Regions from separate parts of the Homo sapiens genome. Here regions 1 and 3 are each linked to region 2. A link is a loop called in an ENCODE intact Hi-C map of the cell type or tissue named here. Cell type or tissue: heart right ventricle. All regions are shown on one strand. Region 1 holds the start of MIR1243 (microRNA 1243). Region 2 overlaps ANK2 (ankyrin 2). Region 3 overlaps ANK2 (ankyrin 2).

Region 1 (8,000 bases), 170 kb after region 2:
AACAACCAAAACACTAAGCACCTGTATGAACAGCATGTGTTTCCAGCTAATAGGAGCCAGGTATTCAGACAAACACTACTGCTGAAACAAACTAGAAATACTGGATAAAATATAAATAACTTCTTAAAAGCAACAAACAGCTGGAATGATAATAAGGAATTGCTAGGCAAAACTGAAGGAAAATGGAACCACTGAAAGATAAGCAAGCAGGGAAATTGCTTTTGTTTCCTAAGTGCATTTCCCTGCAAACTTGAGCTTTTATTTTGAAAAGTTCCAGGCAAGAAGGCAGATATCGAAGGTCAATGTCCACACAAGGTGCACAGTCCAATAGGGAGCCCTCTTCACAGTCATCTGAGACCTCAAAAAGCAATACTCTAAGGGTAAGAGCAGAATAATAAATAACGAGACCTTCAGCAGATTTATAACCTGGGTTTTATTGCCGAGACTTACAACAAAACTCAAGCTTCGAACTTGGTTTAAAATGCTCCACAAGTCACTTGTGACCACAAAGACTGGCAGAAGTAATGTCAAAGACAACCAGGTGTACAGCAGAAACAACAAAAGAGAGAAACAGATCTATAAAGACTTCAAATAATTGAGCTGTGAACAAGGCACTGTGAAACAAAAGGGATGGAGTAAGGAAAGCAGTTATGGTTCCCCAAAGTAGTATCACTTAGTTGGGAAGTTAAGCAAGCTGAATTCTTTGAGTACAGATTTATTTCATGGGTGTTTTTTGTTTTTTTCCACTACCTCTCCACCAAGACATACTGCTTTGCGTAAGAACAGATGATTATAAATGTTAGCAAATGAGAAATATAAGCATCAAATGAATGGCAGAAACAATATGTACTACGGGACTTCAGAAAGATATACTCTTTTCTTAATACAAAGTTTTGATAATGATGTAATAAATCTTAACAGAGAATTGCAACTTGAAACATTTGAGAATTCAAAAGCATCACCAAAATCTGATAAGATGTAATTGAAAGAATTCAAATAACATTTTTCTCACAAATTAAAAGCTTTTTATGAAAACCAAACTTGATGGTTCAGGTAGAAACTTTGGGCAATATTTAACCCAACTAACTTTGTAAAATAAAAACATCTGTAGAGTTTTTTTTTCTGTTTCAAGTCCTGTGATACACATAGCTTAAATCCCATGTCTTCACAGACAAGGAGTAAATTCTCTCTCTCCCCTAATTTCTTGAAAAACAGAGTAGAAGCTCTCTCAGCGAAACTTTACTTAAGAAAATGTTTCCATTTTCTCTATAAATGCTGACTGATGCCCACCATACATTAAAAGCTTGTAGCTTACTAGCCATTCTATAATATGTGTACATTCTTCTCCCACTAGTAAAGTTATATGCTCAGCAAGAGTCAAGTATGTTTATCCCAAACCTTTTGATCCTATTGTAGTTGCTATTGCAATTACATAATTTAAATAAATCTTAGATTATCTAATAAAAATGAGTTCCAAAAATTATTGCTTTATGAAAATTACGATGCATGCTTTGTAAGAACTTAATAAAAAGGAATTTCTACAATATTGCTATTGAATTATGGGTATGTCTGAAACAAATCAAAAAGATTGGGGAGGAAGCTTCGAAAATATTTAGAAGTTCTACAATCAGATTGTTTTGCAAGTGTCTTTAATTACTGACTGCCTTTAACAGATAACAAACCAGTGAGACAATGCCTACAAATAGGTATTGTTTATTTTTAAAAACACAAAGCTAAACCCCAAATTCTGGAAACTTCTTAAATAAAATATACTTAAATAAAAGGTCTTGACTGGACATCAGATCATTGGTAAACGAATGTCCAACTTACGTGTTTCAAGTTGAAATAAAATGTTTAAACTACGCATATATCAGTTTTTTCTCCACTTTAACCATCTTTTTTATTAACTGATCAAATAATGGTTTTGCTACTGCTATGAAATAAAGCTTCTTTATGTGGTAGAGGGCATCAAATTTGGGTTTTTGAATCCTAATTTGGGTTCTATGTTGGGTGCATTACTTCACCTTTATGGGCTTCAATCTCATTTCACATGAATGAAGACAATATCTACCTAACAGAACCAAGTGAAATAGCACATGTAAAACACTGGTAACAGATCAATAAATGATACTACTATGATTATTGTTCTGAAACAAAACATGAATATAAAAGCATAAGATAATAAAGTAGATTTACAAGACCAAAACAAGATGGATGGACTGGAAATAGATAGACTCATCCCCAGAGATAGTGTGTGTGCAAAGAGATTGCTGATCACTTTGAATGGTCAGCATCATTAATAAGCTCACACTCTTTATGACTATTTGGTAATGATAAAATCCAACACTGGCTGGGCGCGGTGGCTCATGCCTATAATCCCAGCACTTTGGGAGGCCAAAGTGGGTAGATCACCTGAGGTCAGGAGTTCAAGACCTGCATGGCCAACATGGCAAAACCCCATCTCTACTAAAAATACAAAAATTAGCCAGGCATGGTGGCATGTGCCTGTAATCCCAGCTATTTGGGAGGCTGAGGCAGGAGAATCGTTTAAACCTGGGAGACTGAGGTTGCAGTGAGCCGTTATCACGCTACTGCACTCCAACCTGGGCAACAGAGCAAAACTTCGTCTCAAGAAAAAAAAAATCTAACACGCAACTTGGAACACTGTGGAATGAGTCTTAAAATCAGTGAGCATGTGTGCTTGAGAAAGTATTTAATATCCCTGATAGAAGTAGAGCTATTTATAGTCATTTTTGTTAATGGGCTTCATTATCAAAGATTTACACCAGGCCTTAATCAGAATAAAGGGACGCCTCACAAAAGCTTTGTTTCGAATGGAAAAACACAACAAAGAACAATCACCATTTGACACCAAGTATGCATAATTCCAAATGGAAGTCTCTGTAATAGGTTCTTTTAAAAATAGATTTATTACCAAAGCAAAGTAATAAATAGGCAGGAGATGGACCTTTATTTCACTCCTATAATTGATCCAGTTTTAGTTAAGGGCAGAAACTGGCCCAGTTACAGGAATAAAATAAAAGAGTACAGAGTCAACCAATCTGTCAGCTTGGCACACCTATGAAATATTGTGAAGAAAATTTGTCAGAATAAGCATCTTTCTCACTCATTAGATTGGAGATGAAATGTCACCTTTCCCAAACAAAACAAAACAAAAACAAACTAACAACACATACAACCACACGGTAGGAACTACAGTTACAATTGAAGACAAAATCCAGGAAGAGGAACTTCTATAACTTGGGCATCATTCTGCTTATATATTTTCCATGCGGTGTCAGCATTAAGGATTACGACTGATCCCAAAAAGAGCTGACTTTAAATGTGGGAGTGTATTTTTGGATAAATCAGAGTGGAGGGTTTCAATTATCCTCCACACCTCTCTGGGCCTTCTGGAGAGGCAGCTTGGAGGCCCTTCTCCAATTAAAGCAGAGAGTGTATCTCACTTCCACACTGTAAAACTCTATCTTAAGAAAAGGATCTGCTGCTTAAAACAATCTGAAAACCACTGAAATAACCCATCTGAATTTTTTTGTCATGTGTGTTCACAGAAACTAATGGAGTTTGGTAGCCCTCTGCTGGATGAAAGATATTAAATCCAGTTGCTCTGAAGTACTATTTGAGGATTTAAAAGTCTTCATAAGGTTTAGAGGGCTACTTTAACATTTGCTGTGTATATTTTTGTGTTTAGTGGATATTTTTCTGCTTTGCAGAAGAGAAGAAGACAATGTCCTTTCCGTCAAGCCATACCATATAATAGTAAGCTAGAATAACTGAATACAAATTATAAATTTAAATACTATATAATTTTTTGAGTAAAAATAGGAATTGACAGAAAGCTAGTAAAATTTAAGCATTAGCAAAATATTTATAAGTTAGCAGTTGCCACATCCCTCTCCCAAATCTCTAATGGGGTTAAGGATTTCTCTTAACTTCATTGTAGGTTAAATCAAAATATGTATAACGAATTTCTTTAAAGTTTGTTTATGCAGTCTCACACTGTACACTAGTACACATTAAGTTAAATCTAGTCTTACACACATTTGAGTAATACAATATGATCAGGTTTTTTGTTTAAGGTAAGAAAATTTCAAACATGATGGCAGAATTACCATAGACTATTCAGCTTTTAAGTTGGATGTACAAACACAGTTTGTGAAGCATGTCAGATCATGGAATAATACTCTACAGAAATTGTTTCACAAATGAACCTTCATGCCTATAGCTGACCCAAGTGGAAAATGATTTAATGTGTGTTTGACAGCAATAGTAAAATTAATGAGTCTTGAAATAGTTTCTTATAATCTTGGATCAATTTTTGGTTAATTTTATTCCATATAGCTAATCTTTTCAAAATCCCATCTTTCTATCGTAGCAATTAAAACTGTCTCTTACTTTCCACCTTCTCTTTTCTCTTGTTACCTGTCTGGCCTCTGTCACTGCTGCTTCCTAAATCAACTGATAAGGTCTTGCCTGGTCCACAGTCTCTTCAACTTTCCTATCCTCACCACTTGATACTGACTTCCAAATTTTGCTAAGGAATTAAGGAATTCTTTTACAATTCTCCAGAACACAGAACCAATTTACTTTTGCATCTCGGTTCAGATAAAAAAGTTTAAACTTTGATGTCTAATTATAATTCCAACCTAGGTTAATTATATGCCTAAGACTTCAGAAGGGCTACCTACTCATAAAATTTGCCTATGACCAACTGCTCATAATTTTACTAAATAGCCAAAATTCCTCTCCTCCTGAATTTCTATTCAGCTTTGCCTGTCTGCTAGGGCACCCCTGTCATGAACATTAGCCTCTCAATCTGATTGGATTCTCACCTATTTCCTGGAGTCATTTTCTAGGGTTACCACAACCATCAAGTATGCTGAATTGAGTTACATCCTGTTTCTGCTGCTCACTGTCCATAACTAGATACTTCCAGGAGGGCTCCCAAGATACTATACTATTACCTAAATTATGTTCTTCATTGTTACCCATTATTTCTTATTCCACTAATTTTAAATCCCACTCACTTTGTTTGCTATATTTTTATGATCCTGCATTCTCTTTCAGTTTTTTCCCAGTTATACATGTTTTTGTTGTTGTTATTGTTGTTGTTGTTGTTGTTTAGCTTTGAGATGGAATCTCGTTCTATCACCAAAGCTGGAGTGCAGTGGCACAATCTCAGCTAACTGCAACCTCTGCCTCCTGGGTTCAAGCGATTCTCGTGCCTCAGCCTCCAAAGTAGCTGAGACCACAGACGTGTGTTACCACACCCAGCTAATGTTTTGTATTTTTAGTAGAGACAGGGTTTCATTATGTTGGCCAGGCTGGTCTCAAACTCCTGATCTCAGGTGATCTGCCTGCCTCAGCATCCCAAAGTGCTGGGATTACAGGCATAAGCCACTGTGCCCAGCCCTCCCAAATTATACATGTTTTTCACAATTCTCTTCTCTTCTTCAAAACAACTATCTAGATTTGTAGAGCTCTTTTTTGTGATAATAAGGTTTTTTAGAAGGTTTTATTTTGTATAAAGACAAACTAATTGCTTTTCTTTTTCACCTCATTTCCCAGCCCAGACTTCCTACCACGTCTCCATCAAAATCTAAAAAGTAAAGGAAGAAAAGAAGAAAACAACAACAGCAACAACCCCAGCATCTAACTTTTGAACAAAAGGTGGTAGTGTTTCACCTAAGGAACAGGAACATTAAGTAGGAGTTATATTCTTACCTCACCACTGAAAAGAACAACAAGCTGGAGAATGACAATGTGGACAAAGGAGATTTAGAATTTGATCTGTTCCTCTTACTTATCAAACCCTAGGTTTCCGAGACCCTTGGTATTTTAAAAAATACTGCCTAAGTCAGGATTTTGTCTGTCTTCAGAGGGAAGGAATCAAAGGCATGGAGGAAAAGGGGGACAAAAATCACAACTAATATTTTTTAACCTAAAACCCAAATATCAGTATTTTATTCTACATTGAAGCTTAAACATCTTACTCTTGTTTTATATTTAAGCAAATATTCAGATGTGTGTACATATTCCACTTCCTGAGAATGACTAATGGATATATTTAATATGTATACTCTATCAGCTTTACATAGCTGACTTTTAAAACACTGACAATGGAAGCTTGTACTCCTAAATGTTGATGAAGCATTAAAAGCACAAATAATATTCAGTAATGCATTTCCAAAGATCTTACGTGCTTCAAAAGTACAAAAGCAGTCTTTTAACTGGATTTTGATTAGTGCTAAGCAGAATTCTAAATTATTTTAGTCATTAGTCATAAATTCATGACGATATATACTGGAGTGTCTTTTGACTACTTTCAAAAATTGCCATTAAAACATCACTGACATTCTTTTCCTTAATTTCAAAATACATTTCTCACTTAAAAGAAATCTTCAGTCTTAGATAATACTATTTTTAAAACAGTTGATGTTTTTGTATCATGAAGGCCATCAAACCCAGTCAATTTCTGGCCATCTAAGCACCTATTTCTTAGCATTTAATGCCAAGGCTTTTCTTATATGAATGTTTAAAAAAAATTAGTGAAAGAGGATGAAACGTTTCAAGTCCTCATGACATCAGCCATATCATAGTATTTGCATTCCACATTAAGGACATCTTCATTTTATGCTAAGGATTATAGCAAATTAAGTTGCAAAGAAAGCTCTATTTATAGTTTAATCACTTCAGGAGTAGACAACACAGGATTACATTTATGTTGAGCATGATGAAACAGATAATATTTTAAAATTAAAATATACTTGTTTTTCTAAGTAAATGAAATACTTAGGCAAATACAAGGAGGAAAAGCAATTCTGTGAAGAATGCACAAAATTAAATACCATGTTGCATTAACTTTTGTCCTGTTTTCTTTTCCTCACCTCCCCTCCTCCCTGTGTTACACTTTTCTATTGGCCCAAAGTGAGGAGAATAGATGGATAGGAAAATAACTTGGGAAAGTGAAGAGGAACTGAAAATGAAGTTAGTCCTGGAACAAAAGGTGAGAACAATAAAGAGGAGGATATCTAGAAATTCAGTTCCGTCTAGGTATGTGATTAAGATACTAGGAAATATCTTACTAAATTACTAGTGACCTCCACGTTGCCAAATCTCATAGAGATTTGACAGTCCTCAGATTATCTGATTTTTTAACAGCACTTCACAGTTGGACATTCTTCCTTCTTTTGGAATTTTCTTTTCTTAGTTCTGGCACTCAACTTTCTCCTGTTCTTTTCATGGTCTTTCTGCTTTGCTTCAGTTTTCTTTGAGGTGTCCTCCTTTTCTATCGGAACTCAAATTCAGAACTGTCCTGGGGCTTCCTCTCTTCTTAGCCTATACATGCGCCCCACCAGCAGCATCTGCTCCCATGGTGGTAAATCTCATATATGTGCTCAATCCAAAGTTCCTATCTCTGGTTCTAGCCTCTTTTCTGAGCTGCCCATCTGACATATCCACTTTGATGTCTCACATACTATTTTTGGATTTTTTCCCCCGAAATGTTTTTTTCTCCAGGCTTCCCCATCTAAGTGAATAGTACCCAGCCAAACACCTGGGAGTTGTCCACATTCAATCTATCCCTGAGTCTTATAAATTTTTCCACCAAAATATATCTTCCATGTACACTTTTTTTTCATCCCCACAGCCACCAGCCACCGCTGCTGCTCACCAGGTCTATAACCATAACATCCTATCAGCTACCCTACTTCTACTCCATCCCTCCACCATTCCTCTCAGTGTAACAGTGTCAAATTATAGAATTGTTTCCACCTAGCCAATGCCCAAATAATTCCAATAAATTTCCATTAAACTTAGTAACAACTCCAAAGCCTTCATGAGCTGGACCCTCTTTGCTTCTCTATCCTCACCATACACCGGTGACACTGGCCTTCTTTCAGTCCCTATGTGCATCAAGGTCTTTCCCACTTCAGGGCTTGCATGTGTACTTCCCTCTGCCTGGAATGTTGTCCTCATTC
Region 2 (8,000 bases):
CTCCATTCCTTCAACCATTCCTGATGGAAGTGCCATTTCTAGATCTCTCCCTATAAGGATGACCTGTTCTGAGCTGATTCTAGTTTGTCAATATTGCTCTTGAATTGTGTGTGCTATCTGGAACCAAGGCTACACTTCACATATGGTTATAACATAAAGAATCAAATGGAATTATTTCTATTATCTTACTATAATACTCCAACTAATATGCTTCTGTTTGGATTGTACTTTAAACTGGTTCAACAAATATTACTGAGTGCCTAGAATATGCCGAGCAGTGTGCTAGGTGTGGGAATACAATGGTGAACATGACATGATCCCTGTCTTTAATGGGTTGCATTCTAATTTAAAATATATTCAACAACAAAATTAGCTTATATGAATCTTGTGGTCCATTCAAATCCTAGATCTCCCCTTCTTTATAACCTGCTGCTTTGAAAGTACAAATATGAGGCTACTTATTTCGGGCGGGAGTTTGTGGAGAGGGACAGGAAAACTCATACTCTGCTTACAAGAACAAAACTCTATACCCCATGTTTAGTTAAAAGAAAAAAATGTGGAACAACTGTAAGTCTGCAACATATATTGTTTTATTTCCTTTTCTTTATCAAATCCGGTAGAATTTTCCATTCAAAATGTGTGATAGAAATTAAAAACAGTGGCTTTTCCCTTCAGTGACATGCTGAAGGGAAAGAGAGCATAATGACCAAGTGCTTCTTGTGAGATTACCATGAGATGTTTTATTTATTTATTTGTTGAGACAAGGTATGGCTCCATCACCAAGACTGGAGCGCAGTGGTGCCATCTCAGTCACTGCAACCTCCACCTCCTGGGCTCAAGTGATCCTCCCACCTCAGCATCCTAAGTACCGAGGACTCCAGGCACACACCACCATGACTGGCTAATTTTTTTGTATTTTTGGTAGAGATGGGGTTTCACCATGTTGCCCAGGCTGGTCTCAAACTCATGAGCTCAAGCGATCTGCCCACCTTGGCCCCCTAAAGTGCTGGGATTACAGGTTTGAGCCTGTAATCAAACTTGAGAGGTATTTTTAGGTCATGCTATTTCCTTAAAGCTAACTGCAAAGTGTACCAAAAAATAAAAAAGTGTTTTGAGAATTTAAATGTCTTTATGAGCTATCATCAAATCTTGATCCTCACACAACCCTACATTATCTACTCTGTCCCCATTTCTCCAAGCAAGAATAAGTATCTTTCATTTTTGACAAACAATGTTTCTCCTGAAGCAACTGAAGGAAATTCAGCTTGGAAGCCTTTTCAGGGTCTGATCAGAGGTCCCAGATGCTTCAAAATACTGTATTTGTGTCCATAGACTCTATTGAAAAAAAGGACACACAGATTTTTGTGGACCAAATAAGTTTAGTCAACTTCTTTTTGCTACAATGTGTTTCTTTAGTCTTAGTTACCCCACTGCCTACAGCATGGGCTCTACTAAGGTTAGGTACAGGGATATTTTAGCAAAACAACATAAGCGATCATCAAAGAAGGTGTCAATTCTGGCAATGGAGGAGGTTTGCCTGGTAGATACTCAACCTACAAGATCTGAAAAGCCCTCTTACTCCACAAAGAGGAAACATTTTTGGACTCAAATAATTGCAGCACTCCCAATAAAGACTAAGAGAAGGTTCTGGACTCTGGTGGAAAGAAGCAAAGTTCTCGTGGCCAAAGGACCGTGTGTATTAAGGAGAGGAGACATTATAATGAGCAGAAAGAGAGTCTAAAGTGGAGACTACAGTGGGGATCTTACCATCTGGAGCCCTCTAGGAGTGGCCCCAAAGATGAAGGGCTCATGTTCATTGACAGGCTGGGGCAGATAAGTGAAAGACACTAGAGAGGCATTCCCAGAATACCCATCCTACTGTGGACTCTGGAGTAGACAAATGCTTTATGTCATCTTCTGAACTCGGTACGTGCATGCCTAAGATTAAGGACCATACAAGGTAGAGGCTAGAAATCAAGGCTATGTTTATCTCCTTAGGAAAACTATACACATTATTTTATAATCTAGGTCTTCTCTTACAAGTAGATTGAGAGTCCCTTGTGGAAAGAGAACACACGTTTTACAATTTTACCTCCCATTGAGTACCTATAATCCTTTCTTTGCACATTGTAAGAGTTCAACGAAAGTACTCATGAGTACTAATGAAGTCTTTTGTATCTATGTTGAGAATGGTCAGCCTGGAAAGCTAATGAAAAAAAAAATGCTGGTATGTTAAGTGAGCAGGTATATTTTTATTCCATAGTTGCTCAATCTTCATTCTTTCATCCAAATTTATTGGGAACTCACATATGTTATTAAACACCTCATAGATATGCAAATGAATATGATATGAACACTCCTCTAGTAGCTTATAATCTAGTGTAAAGAAAGACATAAAATATGTGCTGAATTGATGAGGTTGTAGAAAAAAGAGGAGTAAGAACAGTGTGGATAATTATGAACATTTGGCACCCTCTTTTGACAGTTCAAGTACTTTATTATAAACTGTTTATTGGCATCAAAAAGATATAAATATATGTAGATGTATATGTATGTATGTGTACAAAGTTATATATTTATGATATATATAATATATTTATATATAAAATATATATTATACAGAACATATTTTATGTATATATCCTATTTTTTATTTATAATATGTATAAAATTTAAATAGGCATATGAGTATATATGTATATATTTGTATAACAGAAGTGGAATAAATCTCCCTCTATTGCTTTGGGGCACAAAGGACCTAGTGGTTAAGAGCACCGGCTCTAAAGTCAGTCTGCCTGAGGTCAAACACAGGTACAAGCTCTAACACTTATTATTCATATGACTTTGGAAAATTAACCTACTTAAATCTCACCTTCTCATCTGCAAAACGGAGATCATTAGAATACCAGTCTCATGGGGTTATTATGAGATATTGCCTGTAAAGTGCTCGGCATAGTGTTTGGCAAATAAATGGTGGCAGTTTTTTTATTATATTGTCTAATATAGCATAAATATTTTCCCATTACAATCAATATTTTTTAAATAAACCCTGATGTGTTCTCAAAATAGCTGTGCTTAATTAATGAACGAAAGACGCAATGAGGACTTTATGCATTATACGACATTCATATATATTTTCAGTGTAATAAGGGGCCAACTAGAATGGTGGGAAATGCCCTGTCCGTAAGTACAAGTCTTAGTTGGAGCTGTTTCGGAATTTGGTGCTAGATATACACCAAAAAGGCATCCTCCCACCACCTCTGAATCTAGGGACTTAGAGGGATCCATGCTACAGTTAACACAGGTAAAACATTAAAAAAAAAGACAAAGAAACAAATAGAAGTTTGAAGTCGGAAAGAATGAGAGTATAAAAGGACATTTTCATCATAGCATTTGGTTTATAGGAGAGAAGAGAAAATATGTTAATGACTTTATTTCTCAGTTCTCAAAATTCAGACTTCATTCTCTAACACACAGAATGTTAGCAATAAGATTCATCTCTACTGGTTTATAGGCACATCCCCTTAATATTTGCTGACTCTTAAAAAATCTTAAAAAAGATTTTCAAGACGCAACTGGCAGAAATACAAGGGAAAAAAAAGGGTGTCAATACCAAAAGCTACTATCGCTAGGACTAGTCGCAGTTATACTATACCATGTGTTTAAAAGACAATTCTCATGTGTTTTCAGGCGATAGTTACACCCTATGCCTGTAAATCCTTTTCTGTGGTCCTCACCTTGGCAGTGGCATGAGGGGAAGCACCCTTCTCCAGTAACAGCAGCGCCACCTTCTGGTTGTCATAATGAGCAGCAACATGGAGCGGGGTAAGGCCGTTCTGTAAAGGGTGTGTTTAAGTTTCAGCATTAATAAATTAGGGTTAGCTGCCCTGAAGCTACCAGGATGCCTGGAAACTGATATTGATTAAATTCATGTTAATGAATTAATATAGTCAATAGAAAAAAGAACGAAAATAAACAAATCCCTAATAATTTTCATATTAAAAACATAACTAAAATTGAAAATGAGCATACCACCAGCAAAGGGGATCTTGAGGGTCACAATGTAAAAAGGTCTAAACTGCTATGTAAGAAATACTACATTAACATTGCAGGGATTCTTCTTAATATAGAGACTTTCTGGGGCTGTTGTGACAAGACTTTGAGGCACAGCTCAAAATGCTTTCTGAATCAGTGTGTATGTACCTGGACGGTCATGGAAGACATCGCCACCATGTCTATTTGGGATAGTTTCATCAGTTGCTCTCACATTCCTTTCAGAGAAGTGAGAAAAATGTCTTTACAGATCTCCTAATCTATCACCTTCACTGTTACATAATTATAACGTATAGAAAATCTTTACCTTCCCTGCAGAATCTGCGGCAGCACGGCGTTGCAAGAGAAGTTTTGCCACATCCAGGCTTCCATACTTGGCTGCTACATGCAGGGGAGTAAAACCCTTCTGAAAATGTGAGAAACAAAAGTAAAATCGTATTTATTGTTGTAACTCCTCAAAAAATCTTTTTATTTGTTAACATATTGAGCAAAGTATACTGATTCTTCATTTGGAAAAAATACTGGTAGCATTAAATCTGTTAGCCATGAACAAGGACAAAGAAAAAGAATACAATTTAACATACAAAAGTTTGGCTTGATAGACTGAATAAAAGAAATTTTATTTTAAGGGCTTGGAGACTGAAATCTGACTTTATAGGTTTGGGATTTTTAAAAGCCACTAGTGTCAGTAAACTGGCTCCAATTTGTGAATGGGGAAAAAAAGCCTTTTCTTGCCTCTAAAATTAATAGAATTGAAACAACAGCTGCCTTCTCTCCAACCCTCCTTCTCTTTCTTTCAATCCTTTTTATAACACCTGAATTCCAAATTCATTTAAATTTTAGGATATTTTGGCAGCCATAGTAAAAACAAGTATTCGTGAATTAGTTGACATATTTTCTGCAGAAATGGCAAGATAAATGGTCTATAGAACAAAAAACATGTACTATTAAAAAGCAACTCCCATCCTGACTTGTCCCCTTTCCCAAAAGACTCACACTGTCTAAAAGACCAATTGCTTTTGTAAAATACGTTCTACTTCTGGCATGATGTTGGGCTGATTAACACCAGACTTTTAAACACACTGAAGCTTTAGAGCTTTTTTTAGAGGGCTGCTCTCCTACACATGTTGATATGTGTACATTCAGTGTCTTCCGTGCCTAACCAATGGCCTTACTCTGTAATTAGCAGTGTGTTATAAATACAGATAAGTCTCTGGACTAAGATCTCGAGGATGGCACAGTTCCTACACCATGATGTCAAATCCATCCTCTTGGCCAGACAGTTTAACCACATGCTCTTCTGGCACTACAGTGGGAGTGGGGGAATTCTAACACCGATCAGGGCCTGTAAAACACATAGCAAATATGCCTGGGTTAGGTGCTCTAAGCCATGGCTTATCCTGGAACCATTTAAGCCCCCATCATAAACACAGAATATCCCCCAAGAAGCAATATTGCCCTTTCGGTGTCTCCAGACAAATTATTTTTAAATGAGATGACGTTTTTCTTTTTGCTTCTTTTTTGAACATTTGGTATTAATAAATCCTTGGAAGAGAGCGAATCTTCTGGTTTTTTCCAAGTGTGGGACAAACGTAGGAAGTATTTATTCCTTCTTGCATTGTCCATATAAACCAGCATTTGTGGTTAGAGCTCTCCTCCCTCCACTCAATGCACACAATGATTAGGGTGATACTCAGGATGAAACAGAGTTCTTTGAGGCTAACTGCATCATGAGGAAGAAAACATAAACTCCTTATCTTTAAAGTCTTGCTAGAATAGTGATCCAACTCTTATAAGTTTGGAAATGATTATTAGACAAAAATACATAAAATCTACTGTAGAATAACAAAACCAAAGTTAGAAGGCATCTCTTGAGTCACACATCTGCCTTCTTCCTTTATGTTAATCTCACCAAGATTTCATTTACCCTCTTAAATGTCTTTAATAATGATGAATCAACCACTGTTCAGCCCTAGTCAGCTGAACTCTTAAAATGCTGTTTGGCCGGGTGCAGTGGCTCACTCCTGTAATCCCAGCACTTTAGGAGGCCGAGGTGGGTGGGTCACGAGGTCAGGAGATCGAGTCCATCCTGGCTAACACAGTGAAACCCCGTCTCTACTAAAAATACAAAAATTTAGCTGGGTGTGGTGGAGGGCACCTGTAGTCCCAGCTACTCGGGAGGCTGAGGCAGAAGAATCGCTTGAACCCGGGAGGCAGAGGTTGCAGTGAGCCAAGATCGCACCACTGTACTCCAGCCTGGGCGACAGAGCGAGACTCCGTCTCAAAAAAAAAAAAAAAAAAAAAACACTGTTTAACATTTTATTCTATTTTATCGCCCTAATTTACCATGGATATAGTTATATTTTTTAAATCCTAAATATCTTTGACAGACAAAAGACTACGTTTTATTATCTATTTCTGTATTTTATGTATCTTAATTTTGATGATTTACACCCTCCTCTGATAAGACAATCACCAAATCTCTCAGGTTATTACTACATTTGTTGCTTAGTTTTTTTTTTTTTTAAGAACTTTTAAAATCCTTCCAACTTTTCAGAGTTCAGAACTTCAATAATTGTCAATTTCTTATATCAAAATACCTTTTACAGCCATAGGCAACCAGGTAAGTCATAACAGGCAACCAGATAAGCCATAACAGCTAGTGGGCTGCTCCTACTTACAAGAGGACAGATGCCACATCACTATCTCAGTTTAAATTTGCAACTTTCCCTCTCCCTGGATGAAGTACTTATACCTACTGATTATGAGAGAATTGAAATTGTCCTTTCATTAATCTGAATCACTGTTACATTTGTGGGAATTATTTTGCCCCATGACAAATTCACTTGCACTGGCTCAATTAATTTTGCTCTAATTAGCTGAGTATATTCATGTTTTATTCTAAGTCATCTCCAAATTATGAATGTCAAACAGCATGTATAAAGCATGGGAAAAATTACTCTGCCCTGTCATGAAACTTGGAACATAAGTAAAATTCTTTGCTCGATGTCAATAACAACTAAAGAAGTGTGATTTTCCAGCTTCAGCTCTCTTTAAACACTGTAAATACCCAGGCAAAAGTGTAGTTGGTAAAGTTGGAAACTAATATGGGAATGAGAATGTCAAATAAGTGGTGGCTAATAGTAGGGTTGCGAAAATGTACAAGTAAATTGAGCTTCGATCTGGTACTATAACTCACAGCAAATATAGTACTGCCAATCTAATGCAGTACCCTCTTCCTCATTAGTATTACCAGTTCAATATATTTAGGGATTTCATTTATCTTTTTCTTAAGAATATATTATGGATTTTATAATAAAAGAGAAGAAAAAGTGAAAATCATCTTAGAGTACTAGATACCTGTCCTAGAAACATTGGCATTAATTAGAATGAAATTCAGCACTCTTTATTGAAGATATACGGAATCTCACAATTCTATTAAATCATTTAGACAATGAGTCTTAAATATGTAGAGAAGGAAGTAAGTCAAGGCCTGAGGAGATCTACCCTCTTGATTCTGTATGTGGTAGAGCAGAAAGGCCATGACTTAGGAATCCTCTTGGTCCATGTTCTCATGATGTCATTCTCCTTACCTTGGTAGCTAAGGAGTGGGCTGCTCCTGCTTCCAATAGGACTGATGCCACATCCACCTGGCCCTCCCGGGCAGAGATGTGCAGTGGTGTGTACCCATTTGTAGTGGCCGCATCTGGATGAGCCATATGTTGTAGAAGCAGCTGGACAATTTCTGTCTTACCCAGGCGGGAGGCAATATGTAAAGGTGTCTGTTCCTCCTACAACTCAAGCCAAGTAAAAAGTTAGTGCCGGGCAGACAGAACTTCACTGGTGATATGTTTCACTCACATATTTCATGATGTCTTCTTGGAATCTCTAGGAACCCCACCCAAAAGAAAATCATTACTGCTTTAACCATGGCATATTTTATATTT
Region 3 (8,000 bases), 51 kb before region 2:
TCCTCAGGTACATGCTGCTACCTTAAGCCAAATAATGTTTCCCTGTGAGTGCATGTGACATTCTGGAACTTCTCCTTTGATAAATGTAAGTAGAACACATTTAACCAAAAGAAATGTACATGCATATCTATGATGTCTGCCAATCTCCTAAAACATTTTCGACAAGGTGCAAAATGACGAAATGGTTTAAGAGGAAAATGGCTCACACATTGCATAATTTGATGTGTCGTAAATGAGGAGATGTCAGAAAGTTGACTACTTGTGAACTAAAGAGCCATGCACTCGTGGTTTTTGCTTATATTTTCTTCATTCAAGGAAACAATAGGCATGTGTACACAGTGTGGCCCTAATTGAGCCCCTCAGCAGACAGCCCAATTGTGTCCAATGCCTATTATATTCAGGATCCGGAACATGCACTGCCCTATTATTTTTAGGTCACATTCGTTCTCAAAATATGTAGAGGGTTTTGATTTTTGGGTCCAGGTTGCTTTGATACAGACTCCAAATTCATCATAACAACATCATAACTAGCACATAGTACAACTAGGCAGATCTCATGCTTAAACGAAAATGAAGGTCACAGCACTTTAAGGGGAAAGATATAAAAACATCACTCAAAAATAAAAGTCACATACCACAAGGGTCAGAAATGGTCCACTAAAGATAGGTTATACAGAATTTAAATCATAGAAAGGGACATGTCATGGGCACAATGACAAAAAAGAGAAATCATATTGCAGAAGAAGGAGAAGAATGGGGGGCCAGCAGCCATCAATTTGTTTTAAGTCACTCCTACCCAAGGAATTTGGTTCCAGGAGGCCCCAGCTGAAGAATGCGGCTGACCAAACTTTCTCCCTCATTAAGTGGGGGAGGAGCCGTTGGCAGGTGAAGTTTACTGAGTACATCCAAAGCAGCAGTGAAAGAAAGAACATAGGTAAGCTTCAGGTATTGTCTTCCACAGAACCCCAGCGTCGCCAGCTGATCCACAGGGTGAACTTTGGTTTCACACTGCGTTTGGTTCTGCCCCCTCCATTGGTCACAAAGAGCAAGGAACCGAGACCCAGAGTGTACAATGGAGGCGCGTCTGTGCAAGGAGAGCACTTAGCTGTCCGGTCTGTCCCTAATTAGGTTCACCGCCAGGGCACTAGCCAAAAAGGGGGAAAAAATGCTCCACAAGAAAGACAAGCTGTTGGGAATATAATGAAAACTCTGCCCTGTACAGAGGCCAGATGTTTTCATGCATATTCCCCAACAGATCTGAAGATTATTAAAAAGCCTAAACTATCTGAGCACGAGGGGAACAGGGTCTGACACAGAATATGAAAAGAATCATTGGGGAATTACTCCAAACATAATGGCATTTTCTGATGCAACCCAGAACTTCACAGGCTCCTTGTAAAGCTCTGGTCTGTCTGACTGGAGGACATGAGAAGTGGTTGCTATAATTGGGAAATATAAACACACCCCTTTTCAGGTGTGAACATAATTTGGAGCAATCTGCTAATAGTTTGGTCCAAATTACAAAGCTTTAGAACATTTCCTGAGTTCTAAAGCAAGAAATCCTCTTCCCAATATGACATCGGCAAAGTAAAAGAGTTCACGATTATTAGGATTTTCTCCCAGTATTTCAAGCACCAAGACTTAAATACAATTGATTTGTTTCAAAATATTTTGAAACTTGTCCCCCTCCAAAACTTCATCCTTTTGTTAATTTCAGCTGTAGCTATTCATTTCTTGGCACAATGAAATGCCACTTAATATAACAGCAGCCGTACAAACAAACAGAAGAAAGAAGAAATGCTAAATTCTGCTCAAAATTGCCAAAACGAGCACGGTGGAAGCTAGTCTTGATGTATTTGTCTTAATATAAACTGTGACTAAATAGCCAATGTAATGATAAGGCTCAAGGTAGCAATTTTGATAGCTGAAAAAAAAATCACATTGATTAAATTTGTAGGTATTCTGTAAAGGCAACATTGCTTTCCAAAGTAAAGATAATGATTCTGTTTCATAACTGTATGAGAATTTACATTTATGCTTGGAACAGAGCAGAATTTTTTCTTTGTGACTTTACCACTTAATTCTCAGATGAGAAAATAATACCTACCATCGGCTAAAATACTGGTTATTCACATTGGGGGTCTGGCAGCTATTATTAACATCCAAAAAGAAGAAGTGGTATTCAACCTGAATGTTTAACTCATTAATGCCTTAAAATAAGAGGCGTGTAAGTGGAGTCAAGCATTGAGGTGCTACTTCCAATTTTAAAAATGTCATTGGTGCTGATCCTCTTTCAAAATGGTTTGACGTACCTTTTTCCATTCCATCCTAGTGATTTCATGTAGAGGACACAAGCTCATCGATGACTAAGTGGGAGGTTTATCAGAAACCCTTACCCAAGGAACTGAGCACCAGAAGGTCCAACTTCGATCAGGCGACTGGCCAGGCCTTCTCCTTCCACCATTGGAGGCATTGTTGCCAGTCTGTGGCGCTTGACCAGTCGGCAGGTGACTCGCGTTGGAGCAGTACATTTCCGAGGTGGAATAATGATTCGGAGCCCATTGTGTCTGCATCCTCGCATAGCACCACCTCGGGCATCCACCATAAAACTAACCAGGAAACTAAAAATTAAAATAGAAGATTAGATATGTTTTGAAATATTGGGGGCAGATGAACAAGCTTTGTCAAGTTGTTTTTCGTAATGCTTTGTCTCAAAATCTCTCTTTTTTATTTAAATGCATGGTGGTAAAATGCTTGTTTTTAAAAGTTATTTTACTTTATACCAATGCCTTTAATTCTGTTTTGTTGTTGTTCTAATTTTTATATTATTTTAATCTGTAAAGAATAATTCTAATTTTTGCTGACAATGGTGATGTTCAATATAAACTGTAAATTAAAAATAAGCCTAATTGATTTTGAAGGAAAATGGAATGAAATTACATAAAGAACAATTGACAAGTTTCCTTTTGTTATAAATGGAAAGACTTCTGCTTCCTTATGTGTACATCCTAAAAAATCTACATGTTGAAATAATACAAGGACAAAGCAGAGAGGAAAGACCAAATTGCAGTTTTTCTGCATCCTGTTCCAACATCATCTTACCCAGGATGTAGATTTTTAACTGATTATATTCTAAAGGAGGAGAAATGCAAAATAATTAAATCTTTTGAATTGAACTAATTTAATTTGCTGGTTAAAATGTACTTTTTAACTTATTGAGTAGGAATCTCTCTGCCATACCATTCTAATTGAAATGAACAGCAGGTGGATAGGGAACAAGTAGGCCCGCCCATACACCATTTTTGAAGTGAAATTTCAGGAGTGGGAAACCCTGGGCTCATGCTGCTGGAAGATATCTGTATCATCTGTATCATGATTTTTCTCAAATTGTAATAAATTGAATGTAAAAAATTATAGCTAATAATTTAGAAATGTTAACAGCATCCCTATTAATTTTTCTCCTTTTCTTCTAGGTTAATTGTTCATGAAAAAGGAGAACTATAATCCAAGATGACTTGGTTTCTTTAAGTGTACCAAGAGAACGGGTTTGTCTTAACTTTGAAGTTGTTTCCTTTGGGATGGTCTTAGCAGATCCTGATCCAGGTTAATTTGAATGCTTGTCATTTGGTTGGTATTAACACTCATTAAAGTCTCCCAGGCACTTACTGTGTCGAGGAGCAAAAATTAAACAACACAGCAATCTAAGTGTTGTGTATACGTATACAAAGACATACAAACTGTGTGTACTCTCTTTCACAAATTACATTAGTGTCTTTTCAAATTTTCATTGCATTTGCAAGATCTTTACACCAAAATGGGAAGAGGAAAGCAACATACAGGTGTATCATGTCTCTGCTTATAATCTGCTCAGCACAGAACCAACTGGATTTGTCCCACCTAGATATTGCCTCCACGACATTTAAAACATTTGAAAGGTATTTTATCAAAGTAAGTTATGGGATATAAACACAAAACATTTATGTTATTTTTAGATAAATGAAGAAAAATATCTTAGCATCTTCTTCAAAGCGGAACACAGAACTCATTAAACATGCTATTAAACAGAAATCCTGTTGCTAGTAATAAAAATGGGTGCGAAGGAGCCCAGAGTGCCTGTCTGAAGCATGTCATGCAGGATGAGACCACAAGAGGCAGCACAGGCCTTCCCACATGCAGGGGCCAGGCTAGACCTTCCATTCATACCTAGCCCGCTTAAAGTTTTCAGGAAGGAGTAAAAACTGGGAAGTACAATCAACAGTTCAGTACTGAAGTGTTGATGTTTCTGGTCTTTACCAAAACATAATGAGAAAATATTTGCCACTTTTCTTATTACTAGTCTTCCAGTATGAATTCTTTAAAATTTTTTTTATTTGACTTTTAAATGAACTATTTGTTGCTCAAAAGAATGAAAATACTGGTAACACTTCTAGACAGATGTAAAGTTTTCCTTTCCATTTTATTGTTCTTATTTGAGTAGGATACTTAGGTTGGTTTTTGTGAAAAAGTAGCAAAAAGTGACAAGTTTCAACTAGTGCTACTTCCAAATTCATTGCAATATTTTTGACTCACTGATAATTAAGATTAATATTTCCTTTGTTTTTTTTTTCATCTTTTGGTTGCTGCCTCCATTGGTGCACAGACAGGAACTCAAACTAGTAAGGAATTATTATAATACACCTGCTTAATGTTATCAATCCTCAGTACTATTTATACCTTTGAAGGCATTTAGTAAGTTTCCACGCTCATGTTGTGTGCTATAACCTCTCCACTACATTTATTCCAGTGATGGCTTATGGCCTATATAACATGGAGCCTCGATGGAAGAACATGTAGAGTATCTTCTGGTGGCCCATTCTCTAAAGAGTGAATTGAAGTAGCTAAGTTCCTGACTGTAACAATGTTTAAGTAACTACAGGTTAGATTACTTGCCCTGATTGTGTCATTGACTGTGTCTCTTGAAACTCTCTTTTTGTTCTCACTTGCTCTATAGTTCCGTTTCTATGCTCCTTTCAATGCAACATTTGTTACCCTCCTATTAAGTGTCAAGTGCCCTGCTAAGAACTGAGGATACAGAAAGTAAAGACATAGCAGCTGCTGCCACAAAGTACATGGTGTAAGCCCCAGATGTCACATGATGGTTTCGTCATTACTTGGAACTGCTTACTTTCCTGGTCACTGAGAAATGACTAAGTCCACACATAGGAGCCATAAAAGTGCCATAATAACAGTGAACATGTTCTCCATATTTCTTCCTGTGTCCTCTAGAGCCTGGCACAGTGTGGATGGAGCACTTAGCAGGCAGTCAATAAATAACTGTTGAATAAGCGAATGTACAACCTAGTGAAAAGGGCAAGACGTGAGGAGCTGTATATATTTATGTCTAAGGCTAACATAGGAGGAAATTTAATTCTTTAGTCTCTGGACAATCAGAGCAGTCAGAATTCATTCGAATCACTATATTCAGATGTAGGAAAGCAGTTGGGAACGACTCTCCTGAATGTTAAATATTCTCCTACAGGCTTATTCCTGCTCTAATGTATATAGAGAGACCTAATACATTGATTTCCTTTGATAGAGGACTAGTAGAAAATGAGAGTAAGCAAAAACCAGAAGTTTGAATTTAACAAAATAAACCATTTTAATAGAAGTTAAAATTATATGAAGAAAGACCAAAGATGGGAAAATCAAAATAATAGCACTTTAAAGCCTGAAGCTGCAAGCAGATAAATTTACCTATAAGTATCTCTGTGTCATTGTAAACCTGGAAAGTAATATTTAAGTATTGCACAAAAATCCAAAGCAAATTGGAAAAATTCAGGTGCCAGTATGCATAATTCAGAGAAAAAACAATTTTTTTTTCCTTGAGAGAGGGTCTTACTCTATTACCCAGGCTGGAGTGTAGTGGTGCTATCATAGCACACCGTAACCTTGACCTTCGGGGCTCAAGTGATCCTCCCATGTTAGCCTCCCAAGTAGCTGGGAATACAGGCAGCATCATTGCACCTGGCTAATGTTTGTTTGTTTGTTTTCAGAGATGGGGTCTCCCTATGTTGCTCAGGCTGGTTTTGAACTCCTAGGCTCAAGCAATCCTCCTGCCTTGGAGTTCCAAAGTGCTGGGATTACAGGTATGAGCTACTGTGCCTGGCCTAAATTAAATTTTTAAAGAAAACAAGCCTTCGTGTTTTTATCAAGTAACTAAAGGAAGAAACACAAACCAAAAAAACCCACCAAGTTGTAGTGAGGAAATTTTCTTTAGAAGAGAAAGAGAAGAGAGAGAAGAAAGTAAAACAGAAAGATGTCAAGAAAGAAATAAAAATATTGGAAGATATAAAAAAGCTAAATATTAATAGTCAAAATGAGTAAAACTGTTTATAAAATCTAGCAAGAAAATACTCTAAACAAATTAGACTCAAATAATGGAATTGCCAAACAACTGATAAAAATGCTGAATTTACAGAATTGCATAATAAAAGAAGTCTTTTCTTTAAATAAGAAGGAACAGGAAAAATAACTCAAGTTTATAGCTAGGTGCTGATGAAAAGTCTATTGACAATAGGTATGCTTATCAGTGAATCCCAACAGTTGATAATATAAAATTGGGTAAGCATCTGAGCATTTTCATTAAAAATATTAGAATACCCAAAAGTGCCACTATTTGGACAGGTAGTAGAGTTAGGAGACAGGTATTCTACCACGTAAAAAACAACTGCAAATAAGCATAAAAAAAATTGTAAGCAAACGTACTTTTATGTACCACAGGGAAATGAGAAAGGTTAGAAGGTGTGAGTCGCGAGATGAGTCGTTCACATACTGGAGTTGACTGAATCAATGTGATTTTTCTCATGTTTGCAGGAGATTAAAAATGGGACAAGATAATCCCCATAAACATTTGGAGATGAAAATAACTTAAGTAAAAACATATAATTAAATATGTTTAGAGGAGGCAGTAATATGGATTGATGGCTCTGCCTGTCATCTATGATCTTTAAGATTGAAGCCTCACCTGGCAATGAAAAATAATCCTGTTACCACTTAAGGTTACAGTGAGAAATCTTGTGTGGGTAAAGCATACGGAATTCAATAAATGCTTGTTCCCATCATCTTCCTTTCTCTACACTTACGGGATTTTACATATTTTAAATATCTTAAACACAATACAATATACCACTTGAAAAATAAATGGAGAAACTAACCTTTATTGAGTACCTACAATGAACCTGGAACTATGCTAAGTAGTTTAAAATGATGATGAAGTTTTTATTAGTTTATGAAGTTTACTTAAATAAGATATAAAAATACTATTATCACACAGCACAGGAGAATGCAGCAAGTACCATGCTCTTCCCTGGGTCTAGTTATATCTCTATCTTGAATTAATGTTGTAACCTCAGGTAAGTCACTTAACATCTTTAGATTTCAGTTTTCTTATCCATAAAATGGGAGACTTATACTAAATAGACTCTAAGTTGCCTTCCAGTATTAAAATTATATGCACAGTTTACTGTTAACTAGGTTAGGAAACCTACTTAAACCTTTCATTTCAGATGCTCTGAAAGAATTCTTAATTGGAAAATAAACTGCTATTACTTCAGGAAATATATATCATTTTTGCTTTATGGTTAAAACAGCTGTTTTGCAGAAAATGTGTACACACACTGCACTAAACATTGACTTAAGACTGTACATACAAAAAATATCATGTTAACACTCAGCTTTAATTGCATCTCTTACTCTCCAAATGAAATTCAGCAATCATGCAAAGTAGAAACTCTTGTTGAAGTTTTCTAAATTGTGAGATACAATGTTATCACAATTTAAAAAGAATAAAAGCAAAAGCAACCATTATTATGCAGATGACTTGCCTACAAATACACAATTTGATTAGCTAAACAGTACATGCTTCAGAGGAGGCAGGAGAAAACCATGATCCAGTCATTTGAGGACTACATCCTCCACCCCCAAAGTTACTATTCCTTTAGTTTTATTTTTAATTCTTTGAG

What was found. A loop is a pair of places that touch in the nucleus more often than their neighbours do. Peaks named below come from ENCODE experiments on the same cell type or tissue, not always from the same donor. Only the 100,000 strongest peaks of a DNase experiment are listed, where the experiment ranks them.
Region 1: a loop joins it to region 2, with 2.5 times the contacts of the local background. A loop is called at or near these places in 11 of 110 quality-filtered maps.
Region 3: a loop joins it to region 2, with 3 times the contacts of the local background. A loop is called at or near these places in 4 of 110 quality-filtered maps.

What each region holds. Positions count from the first base shown.
Region 1 is chr4:113,101,865-113,109,864 of GRCh38, reverse strand. The region is part of intron 1 of ANK2 (ankyrin 2); the gene reads right to left. MIR1243 (microRNA 1243) reads right to left here and starts at 3,002; the gene lies at 2,910-3,002. In heart right ventricle, a CTCF peak has its summit at 3,604 (motif pointing left); no DNase peak of the experiment used is centred here.
Region 2 is chr4:113,274,296-113,282,295 of GRCh38, reverse strand. ANK2 (ankyrin 2) reads right to left here. Exons shown (of 46, transcript NM_001148.6): 15 at 7,647-7,844; 16 at 4,361-4,459; 17 at 3,738-3,836. Among named protein-coding and RNA genes, the nearest start is that of MIR8082, 130 kb to the right of the region's middle. RefSeq lists a silencer at 3,719-3,893. In heart right ventricle, CTCF peaks have their summits at 3,586 and 3,790 (motif pointing left); a DNase peak (open chromatin) is centred at 3,792; H3K27ac peaks cover 1,960 bases.
Region 3 is chr4:113,324,867-113,332,866 of GRCh38, reverse strand. ANK2 (ankyrin 2) reads right to left here. Exons shown (of 46, transcript NM_001148.6): 27 at 2,397-2,621; 28 at 797-895. Among named protein-coding and RNA genes, the nearest start is that of MIR8082, 180 kb to the right of the region's middle. In heart right ventricle, a CTCF peak has its summit at 4,134; no DNase peak of the experiment used is centred here.